Regions from separate parts of the Homo sapiens genome. Here region 2 is linked to region 1. The links are chromatin loops, found by intact Hi-C in ENCODE. Cell type or tissue: K562. All regions are shown on one strand. Links, peaks and the distances in the headings refer to the core of each region. The heading gives the core; the rest is flanking DNA.

Region 1 (5,369 bases), core at 323-5,322:
GCTAGGCATGGGGCTGGCCCTCCTGGGAGAGGTGTGTGAGCCATCATCTTGGGTCACCCACTTCTCCATATTTCTCCTTCTGTAGGACCTCCTCACAGAGTCCCTTCTCTCTGGCTAATGATGAAGCCCACCGTTTATTGAGTGCTTATTATGTGCCAAGAGCTTGCTAAGCCCCTTCGCCTGTTAAATATGTGTGCAGAGCAGTAGGGCCGTAGGACTACATAAATATATGTGTGCAGAGCAGTAGGGCCGTAGGACTACATAAATATATGTGTGCAGAGCAGTAGGGCCGTAGGACTACATAAATATATGTGTGCAGAGCAGTAGGGCCGTAGGACTACATAAATATATGTGTGCAGAGCAGTAGGGCCGTAGGACTACATAAATATATGTGTGCAGAGCAGTAGGGGTGTCATGCGTTAACAACTGTGATGGAGCCCTACTCCTTGCTGGCATGGGACCAGTACTTCTGCACATGACCTCATGGAGTGGATGGGAAGCCTCTAGTGTGCTGCCTGGCACGGATCAAGCACTTGCTAAGTGGTAGCTATTATCAGTAATCTTCAGAACAGCCCAGTGAGGTAGGTACCATGCTATTCCCATTTCTCAGATGAGGAAACAGGCTCAGAGAAGTTAAACCACTTACTGGCTATCACAGAGTCAGGAATAGAGTTGGATTGATTTGATTGATTCTAAAGCTGCACATAGTTTTTCAGCTGCTCCCCGCTCCCTTCCCCTAACCTGGAGTCTGTTAACGACAAAGGCCTTGCTTTGCATAATGCTAGGGTCATGGGGTCATTGGGCAGGGCTGTTCTCGTCCATCTCTCCAACAGTGCACTGGTGGGCTAGGCATGGATCAGAAACCCTTGGAGATCATCTAACACAACTCATCCGCACCCCACATTTTTCAGATGTGAAAACGGGACAGAAGGGACTGAGCAAGGTAACAGGATTAATGGGATGATACCTCCTTGTCAGCACAAGGGATAAAGTGGCAGTGGTTGGTGGTCATCCTGGCCCCTGCCATCAAGCTGGCATTGATACAAAGTAAGAATCATTAGAACACTAGAATTCCTGGCTGCCATTTGTCAGCCTGGCCCACCTGCAATGAGTGACCCCAGGGATGTTTGGGTGGGGTGGGGGTGCACACAGCAGGCTGGAGCTGAGACTGGGGCGGGGAGGGTGTACTCCACCTACCTGCCCTCCAGGGTGCTTGGCGCCTCCTAGGGCAGGCTGGCCTCTTTGTGCCATGCCCCACAGAGCATTGCAGTGATCCTAGTGCAGAGCACATAGTAGGTGCTTAAAAATGCTCATTGGAGAAACAGCTGGATCCTGGACTGCAGGAGGGAGGAGATGGCACACTGAGGGCATTGATGGGTAGATGGTAACATCATGTCTGTTCATCATTACTCAGCAGACCTGGTTCCATCAGATGTGACTGCCCTTCAGGCCTTACAGAAGGTACCTACATAAATCTGCTCAGGCAAAGAGAAGTTTGTGGGCTGTGGGCACCTGGCTGGGGTTCCTCAAGGTGGAGCATTCTTCTTGGCACTGACGGGGGTAGCTAAGATCTGAGCATGCAGGCAGGCCCTCTTCTCCCCTGGATGCTGCCCTTCTGAGGAGGCAGCTCTGTGGGTACCAGAGGCATGGGCCTAGGAGGCTGTGACCCCCTGCCTGGCCCCCTACCAGTCTCTGCTTCTACAGACAGGGTCTGCATCTTACCTGCTCCTCCTGCCAGTTCCAGTCCCCTCCCCATTCCCCTCAGGACCTCATCCCTCCTCCTGGCCTCAGCTTAAGGGTTTCCTCAGAGAGGTCTTCCTCAAGAACCTTCCCATCCCAAATCTAAATGAGTGCCCCATTTATATATGTTCTCTGAGCACCTGATTCTTTTCCTTCATAGGAATTTGAAAGTCTTTTCAAATGGAATCTTATATTTCTTTCTAGGTGATTTGTTGAAACAAGTCTGTCTCCTCCGTTAGACTAAGCTCCGCGAGGGGTGAGAAAGTTGTTCCGTCCACTCGTCCTCCGGGGCTAGCAGGACATATTCTGTATTAAATGAGTAGATGACAGAAACCCCGTGAGAGAAAGAGTGAGCCGAGCCAGTGGTTCTCTAAGTGTGGCTCCAGGACCAGCGGACCAGCAGCTCAGCATCGCCTGAGGATTTGTTAGAAATGCAAATTCTCTGACTTGGTTGGGGGACCCAGCAATCCGGGTTTGAAAGAACTGTCCAAGGGGGGATTCCTGTGCACACTGAAGTTTGAGAACCACCGAAGGCGGCAAATCCCCTGCTGTTGGGTGAGTGTGCACTGTGGCAGCTTTGGTGACCTGTAAGAGGAACCATGGATGAGCAAACCCCACCTTCAAATGTAGCAAAGGGCAGAGAGAGGGTGGACACGTCACCCAGACCCCCAAAAGGGGCCCAGACGTGTTGTTCGGCGAGCTGGCCACTGGAGGGCAGTGTGGCCACGTCCATCGTGCTGCCTCCGAGGGCTTCCGGGGGAGAGCGGCCGCGGGAGGACGGGAACGAAGCCGTAGCGAGAACCTCGCCCCACGCCGCAGCCTCCTGCAGCAGCGTCGGCTCGCCGGCCCCTTGCGTTCCGAGCCGCCCAGGGAGCTCAGCCGCCGCAGCCCCGGCCCCTGTGTCTCCCCTCGCGGGCCGGGCCTGGTGTGCACGTCTGGATGGCCTCGGGCCTGGAAGGTTTGCGAGGCCCCGGGAGCCGCAGACCGCGCCGGGGAGGAGATCCCGGCAGGCCGGCCGGGGCAGAGCGCCAAGGAGGGCGGCGGAACCTTGGCTGTTTCCCGGGAGGCCAAGGGCAGCCTTCCCGCGTGATCCGCGCGCTGCCGAGCGCGTCGGCCATCTTGGCGGCCTCGCCCGGGCCCCGCGCCCGGCCCGGCTTGGTTCTCGCTCGCGGCTGAGCAGACGCCGGGGTGGCGACGGGAGAGCCCGACCGCGAAGCTCGGCCGCAGGAGTGCGTGGGCGTCGCAGAAGCCCAGGAGAGCCCTGGACCTTGGTAGCTTCCCGGGGGTGCTGGGAAACGCCACCCCAGTAGCCGCCAGGAAGGCAGGCCTGAGCCTCCGAGCCTCAAGTGAATTGGATGGTGCCAGTCGCCCTTCTTCTTTTTGCCCCATATTCAAAGAGCGGGAAGTCAGAGGGCGTTAAAGTAGGTCACAGCGGTCAGCAGGTTTTTGTGGGGCAGGCAAGTGGCAGGGTCCAAGGCCAGGCGTAGTATCTGGTTGCCTAAGATGCTTGGGCAACTCCTTCACCGGGCACACCAATCTCCGAGCCAGAGGTCAGGGACTGGCCCCGCGGAGCTGGCTGCAGGCGGCCGATGCATTCCAGTCCCTGACCACCATGGGGACTTGAGGTGCCATTCTGAGGAGCCCCAGGCCCCACCACGCCTGTTGCCTCTGTCTAGAGTAGTTCACACATGGATGCTGTCTCTCTGGTACTTGGGTGTTTCTCAGGTTCCAGAACATCCGTTCATCTTACCAGTCCTTCAAGGTTCAGCTTAAAGATCAGCTCCACCAGGAAGCCTTCCTGGATTTCCCCTCTTAGTTTCCAACAGAATCCGTCTCTTCCGTTCTCTGCCCACCTTGAGTAGCAGTAGCTTCAGCTGTAGACTCTCCTGTTTTTCCCTTACAGTCTTTGTTGCTGCATCCTCTTTCACTGAATTGTTGATGTGAGACCCTAGACTCTCTTGTTTTTTCGTTACAGTCTTTGTTGCTGCATCCTCTCTCACTGAATTGTTGAATTGTGAGACCCTGTGAGGGTCGGCACCCTGTGATACTGGCCAGGAAAGGGTTGTTGCAAGGGGATCATGGGATTGTTGAATGGGTTTTGATCTGGATTTTGATGTTGGAAATCAAGTTCCCAAATGTTTTCAACCTTGGGTAAAGGAACATGTAATGGTGTTTTTTAAGGCTGTCATGGAATCCTTTTGTGTGTTTAATTGCTTTGTTATTTTAGTAGAAATGTCAGGGTGTCAGAGGAACAAAAGCCATGGGTCTGAGCCCAAGCAAGAAGACAAACCACTGAGCCCGTGCTGGGTGCTTCCTCTGCGTGGCCTCAGGGTCAGGGCCTGTCAGATGGAATGGCAGGCTGCGGGTCCAGCCCCAAGGTCCAACCAAGGAAGCTCCTGGGGCCTTGGCCGAGCTTGAGGCTGTGATTTCAGACTCCTCGCTGGTCTAGGTCGGTATTTCAGAGGAGGCAAAAGAGAAAGTGCCTTCACAGCCTTGGAGAAGACTGGGAGCTAAAGGAGACATCCTTGCTTTTTCCTTTTAAAATAATAAGCCAAATGTTCTCCCATGAAGGACTCCAGAAAACCCCGTTCATGCCTCACCCACAGATGATTTGCTGAATGCTCATTAAGGGGAAAACAAAGAGGTGGTTTTGTTTATTTATTTAAAAGGAAAAATAAATGAGCTGTGACAAAACAATTTGAAACCAGGCCCCTCTGAGACCTGGGCTTTCACTTCCTTGATGGGAAGTAAAACAGAGAATCAAATCCCCCTCCAAATAAAAGTGAAGTTAATAATCAGACAGCTCGAGCCCTGGCCACATCCTGTCAGCCCCCTCCCTCCCTAGGCTCTCTGTTTATAGCTGCCGAGTGCTTTCCCTCCAGAGCCCAAGCCGGCTTAACCCTTTCCTCCCCATCCAGGGAAGCCCAACCCTGCTCTTGAGACTGGAGGTGGGTTCCTCACACCCACTGGTGCTGGCCTAACCTCAGCAAGCGGTGGCTCTCCCCAGGCCTGCCGGCATGGGCCTGTGTCCCCCACAGGGCAGCCAGCTTGGATTTGAGTGATATTCTCTGCTTGTCCTGCACAAAGCCTGAAAGTGTCACCTTTCCTCTCCATACCTCCAGGGGAAGACTAGGCCAACCCATTCCCATTCCAGACGCCATGCAGCTTCTATAGCCCGGTGGGCTCCAGAAAGCTGCATTCTGACAGAAAGAGGCACAAATCTTTGGGGTTTCTGGTCTGCACAGAGAGCAGCACTCTGTGCATGTCTCTGGGCTACTTTCTGTGAAAACTTTCCACTTCCTTCAAATGCCTTCCATTGTAGTAGCATGTTGATTTCTTCCAGAACCCCATGGGGTCAATAGTAGCACATCCCACTGGGCAGAGGAGGGCCCCTTGCTAAATTAATTTTGAGTTCTCTACTGTTCTAGGCAACGACTCTGCCCTATAGGGCCATAGTTATCCTCATTTTACAGAGGAGGAAACAGGGGTTAAGTACTTTGCCCAATGTTACAGAGCTAATACATAGCAGAGCTAGGATTTGAACCCAGGCATTCTGGCCCCGGCGTGCCCTTAGCCTTTGCACTCAAGGTTTAGCAGCCAGAGATTGCTCTCTTCTCTGGAGCCAGGGG
Region 2 (5,369 bases), core at 154-5,153, 290 kb after region 1:
AAAACATTGTTATGTGGCACATGACTATATGTGGCAAAGCACGAACAAGCTGGTTTTCCAAATGACTTGCCTCAAGATTTGGGACCCATTTAATAATAACAACGATAGAAACAACAGCAACAACAACAATGAACATTTTTATAGCACTGAACATGACCCAGACAGTTCACTAAGCACTTGACATATATTAACTCATGTATTTTCCCCATTTTACAGATAAGAAAACTGAGGCGCTATGATGGTAACCAACTTTCCCAATGTCACAGAGGTAGTAAGAACCTGAACCAGAGCCTCAGGAATTCCAATTTCTTAACCCAGCTCAGGAGTTTGACTTGGATGTTCATGTGATGGAATGGTGGAGGACAGAAGAAAATTGTAAATCACAAGTATTTCCCAGTTGATAACTTCTCAAACCCAAGAATGGCTCAGGTTGGCTCCCGGCACTTGGCATGTCATGGTTCTATCATGCTAATTCCATATGCCGGAGCTCATTGAAGTTGTGGCTGGCTATCTGGAAGGGGAGAAAAATCCCCCAGACCCTGTGCTGGCTGGAAGTGTTTGGCATTTGGGGCGAGTGTGGGTGTGAAAAGCAGCTTGTTGTAATGCTATAGGATGTCTGGACCACACTAAGGAGAGGCCCTGGCAACACTGCTAAGAAATGGAACATCACTCGTCAAGAAGAGACCCCATTGCAGGGAAACTCTGATGGCTGAAGTGCTCATATGCAGGTGGGGCTTAGCCAGGAGAACCATGAGAATTCCCAGATGGTCAGTGGGAAGGATGCTAAGGTGACCACCATGATTTTCACTTCCCAGCTCATGGGACAATGTCCTCCAGGTCCTATGACCTGAGGGTTGAAAACCCAGATAACTTTGAATTACTTTCTTATTGCTGTTGTAAAAGTTACCACTAATGGAATGGCTTAAAGCAAGGAAAATTTATCTTATAATTCTGGAGGCCAAAAGTCTGACATGGGTCTCACTGGGCTAAAATTAAGACATCTGGAAGGCGATGTTCCTTTCTAGAGGCTCTAGAGGAACATCCATTTGCTTGCCTTTTCCAGCTTCTAGAGGTGGCCCTCAGTCCTCGGCTTATGGCCCCTTCCATCTCCAAAGCTGATAATGGCCCATTGAGTCTTTCTTACATCGCTTTACTGACATTGAGTTTTCTGCCTCTCTCTTCCACATACTGGGACCCTTGTGATTATGCTTGGCCAAGGACAAGCTTTCTATCCCAAAGCCAACTGATTAGCACCTTTTTTGCTTCCTTAATTCTCCCTCACCATGTAACATATGCACAGGTTCAAAGGATCAGGACTTGGACGTCTTTGGGAGGCCATTACTCTGCCTATCACAGGCCACAGATGGAAAGGGTGGAAACCCCTATCACGAACATTCTTGGCCCAGTTGAGGGCCTGCTAAGCAGCTGGTGGTCTCTGCCACATGCTGGAGAGAAATCGTTGGAGACCTGCCTCAGAGAAAACACTGGAAATCACATAAATGGTTTTTAAAGAACTACAGCTACGTCCATCTTCTTGAGTCAAAAAACTCATTTCTGCTCCCTGTCAGAACCTAAAAAAGAACCATCCTGTGGGGTCAAATCATTGACACAGGCAGCCTGGAATCCTTCTGAACAGCGACTACAAGGGACAGTTTGTAGGAGAACGTGAGTTAACTCAGTTCTAAAATCTCAGAAGAACGCATCCAGAACATTCCTTCATCATGCATCTCGGATCTGTTAGGCACAACTTCAAAGCCAGCTCGAGCCTGTGGGTGTGTTTAGCCTGTGTGTTTCCCAGGGCAGCAGCGTAGAACTCACAATGTGCTTCTATTTCTTGGTCTTGAACCAACCCGTCAGGAGTGTGGAGGAGTAAGGGCCCTAATTTCAAGCCAGTCAGGGTTTACTCTGTCCATAGATTTATCTTTCATACTCTTCTCTGGCCATCTCTCAGTTTCAGTCTGTCCAGCCTGAAATGGTTTACTTTTTAAATTTTGTGCATGTTTTTATCTTTTTTATTTTTAAACTTTTGACATGCATAGCTCATTTGAGGATCGTGACAGCAGCTCTCTCTGTCGGTCGGTCAGGAGCAGTGCAGATGCCATGTGTGCCCTTGGGAAGGTGGCTTGACCTCTGTCTCAATGTCCTTGTCTGCAATATAAGGATAATTACAGCACCTGCCACCGAGGGATGACGTAAGGAGTGAGTGAACCATGCAAAGCCCTTAGAACAGTGTCTGGTACTTGGTAAAGCTGTGATACACCATAGCTGTTATTATTATCAAAAGATTAAATAAGACACAAACCTCTTTTACTGTCACAGAACTGGCCATTTTGATGCCACCAGACCATTGATATTCACTCCATTTTGAGCACGACAGACACATTCCTAAGCAATATGCTTCTTTGTTTTGCTTTATAGGAATACATTTGACCCTTGAACAACATGGACTTGAACTGCCTGGGTCTACTTATATGTAGGTTTTTGTTTTTTCAACCAAACACAGATAGAAAATACAGCACTTGCAGGATACAAAACCTTTGTGTATGGAGGACAACTTTCCCTATACTAAGGGGCAGTCCCCCACATACACCAAGAGGCATTCCTACAAATGCTTTTTCTTGTAGTGGAGGGTAGACATCAAAGCCCACTGTTGAGGGGGTAAATGATAGGCAGATGGAAAGCCGGGCACTTATGCCAGGGCCAAGAGAAAGCTCCTCTATCCAGTTTGGGTTAGGGATGTAAATAAGGCATAGTGGGTTCTCTCAGGGCTCTTTGGTGCTGGCTGTCTTCCTGATTCTCACCCAAACTCAAAAGGGAACCTCCCAGACAGTGCTACGTTGCCTTCACAGTGAATCAAATCCTGTTAATCCAAAAGGCCACCCCAGACATCACGAACAGATCTTGGCCAAGTCCATTCTAATCCAGCTTCAACCCCACCATGCCCCAACTCCACTTTCCACTCTGCGCCTTGTGGCAGTGTTGAATGTCAGGGAACTCTCCTTGGGGACTGTAAAAAAGCCCTCAGGCTTCCCATCCCAGGGCAGGGCCACTTGCTCTCCTCTGCCCTCATGCCTGGTATCCGCTTTCTACTCTCATCACAGCCTGCCTCTGAATTGCCAGCTTCTACCACCAAGCCTGGAAGAACTTCAGGGACCAAGAACCTTAACTCCAAATGGAACACAGGCCACAAAAATTCCTCAAATATGTACACCAAAACAAAAGGGTCCCCGGGGATTCACTTTATCTTACCAAGTTTCAGCTGAAGGGGAAGCATTCTAATGGCAAGTAAGAAAAGCTGTCAGAGAACTGTTTTGTTCAACATCAAATGCATTCCAGGCCTTATTTAATCAGGGAGCCCTCTTCACAGCTGATGCAGAGGTTGTTCCTGCAAATTGTTCCTGAGTCAGGGAGAGGAGCCTTGATTTTCAATGCAAAATAATGTTCTTTTGGCACAGGCAAAGTTGGTTGGCAGCTGGAGGTTTGGGGTGACCTCTGACCCTCTCCCACAGTTCCTCCCAAGTCCCACTGCACAAAACTAAGCCACCCTCAAATCCCAGGCTCTAATTGGCTCTTTGGTTTGTTTTGCTTTTCTCTTCTATCCAGAGCTTCAAAAGGCACTTCGATAATTGTTTGAGGCATGAAAAAGGCAGGTTTCAGCTTTCCTAACTGGAATGGAGGTAATTACTGTCTTCCACACACGAGCCGGTACATGCTTGAAATCAGATGGCTCTGGGTTGTTTTAGAAAGTGTAGCTGGGCCTCTGAGCCAGGAGAGGGAGGATTATGGAGCCTTCCAGCGGCTCCATTCCAGAGAGGGAGGAATTCAGACATCCCAGAAACGGTGAGGGTAACTTCCATATTTTTTTTGCAGTCTCTTCAATTCTGCCCAAGAGATTTGGCCTGAAAAGATTGTGCCTTCAACCTCATCCTGGAAATTCAGGTAGCATTTTTCGGTTTTCTCTCTCAGGAGACAGAAGCTGACACCCCACATGACTCCCATCTTGTCTGTAATCAGCAACCAGGGCTTTGACCTGCACTGTCCTCCTTTCCAGCAGCAGAAAGGGGTCAAACTGAGCCAGGTCTAGTAAGAGCTATCTCAGAGAACCAGAACACGGATTTGCTTTTGTTCTCTCAGGACAGCAAACCCAAGGGAGGGCAGACTCAGGCTCACATCCCACTCACACGGCCCTGAGTGTGGACTGGGAGCAAGACGCTGCTTCAAATTTCAGCCTGCCAGCTGTGTGTCCACAGGCAGCTAACAAACATCTCTCATCCAGCCACAGCCTCACCCAGAGAAGAGTAACCGACCCAACCTTATAGCGTTGCTGTGAAGTCAGTTAACATAGGGCTGAAGTTTGCTGTGAAGTCACAGCAACCCTATGTTATGGTTAACTTCATTTAACATAGGGTTAATGTAGGTTTAATATGAGGGGCTAACAATTACATATAAATGTTAGCTACTGTAATTGTCAGATGCATGGCCACTGGTGCCAAAGGAACCACTCTGAAAATTCTGGAGGTTTTCAAGACTCTGGGGATTCAGAAATGGAGGAAGAAAAGAAGCTGCTGCAGGAACAGTGCAGGGAAGCTAGAAGGGAACAGGGTGGCAGCCCCAGCTCAAAAGGTCTTCCCTCTCAAGGGCACCACCTGAAACGTATAAGGTTGCCTGAAATTCCACAGATTAGACATTTAGTTTTGCTTCTTTACAACAATATATCTCAAAGAGAACTGGCTGGTTAAACATTATTCATACATCTGTGTGAACTGGTTTATTTGCTCTCTTCCTAATACCTACACACTTAGAAACTCCAGGGAGCAAAGAGCTTGGGTCTGAGTTAGGGACTAGGAAAGGAACAGAAAGTAATAACTTAGAGTCATGAAGCACTGTCCAAGACATGGCCAGCTGTTCAGACTCTGAGAGCCCCAGTTCAATTCACTGGCTGGCCTGCAGACAGCCTGCCTGGCTCATGAGAAGGGAGGAGTGGGGAGTCAGGACCTGGAGGTCCTGAGGTGCTTTTCTGATGTTGGTACTTTCACGTTGCCCACTCATAAAATACCCTTTGTAAATGGCTTCTGGGACTCCCTCCTCTCTGGGAGTGCCTCCTTCGTGAGCTCTGCATATGGGTGGCCCAGAGAGCAGGCCCCAGCTGTTGCCTCTCCTCAGACATTCCATCCCTATGACCTCATCCAGGTGCGGGCTTGAGTCACCACTCCACTACAGACTCTCTTGATTTGGATATTCAGTTGCCTACTTGACATCTCCCTTTCAAGTACCTCAAACAAAACGCTCCATGTGCCCTTACCCCTACCCCCTGCCACCCAAAACAATCCAAACAAAAACTCCATCAGCCTGGTCTCCATGGACATGTT

Evidence for each region. Hi-C counts contacts between places; a loop is a spot of excess contacts. Peaks named below come from ENCODE experiments on the same cell type or tissue, not always from the same donor. Only the 100,000 strongest peaks of a DNase experiment are listed, where the experiment ranks them.
Region 2: it touches region 1 in a loop (4-fold over the local background); 3 of 110 quality-filtered maps call a loop at or near these places.

What each region holds. Positions count from the first base shown.
Region 1 is chr14:68,813,944-68,819,312 of GRCh38, reverse strand. No RefSeq gene overlaps it. Among named protein-coding and RNA genes, the nearest start is that of ZFP36L1, 24 kb to the right of the region's middle. RefSeq lists enhancers at 2,206-2,255, 2,356-2,405, 2,280-3,019, 3,036-3,265, 3,346-3,565 and 1 more and a silencer at 2,506-2,895. In K562, for the core only: a CTCF peak has its summit at 2,454 (motif pointing right); DNase peaks (open chromatin) are centred at 2,502, 2,872 and 4,602; H3K4me3 peaks cover 763 bases.
Region 2 is chr14:68,520,923-68,526,291 of GRCh38, reverse strand. LOC124903334 (a long non-coding RNA gene) reads left to right here. Exons shown (of 3, transcript XR_007064223.1): 2 at 1-3,677; 3 at 3,871-5,369. It also overlaps a transcript of RAD51B not described here. Among named protein-coding and RNA genes, the nearest start is that of RAD51B-AS1, 160 kb to the left of the region's middle. In K562, for the core only: a CTCF peak has its summit at 2,076; no DNase peak of the experiment used is centred there.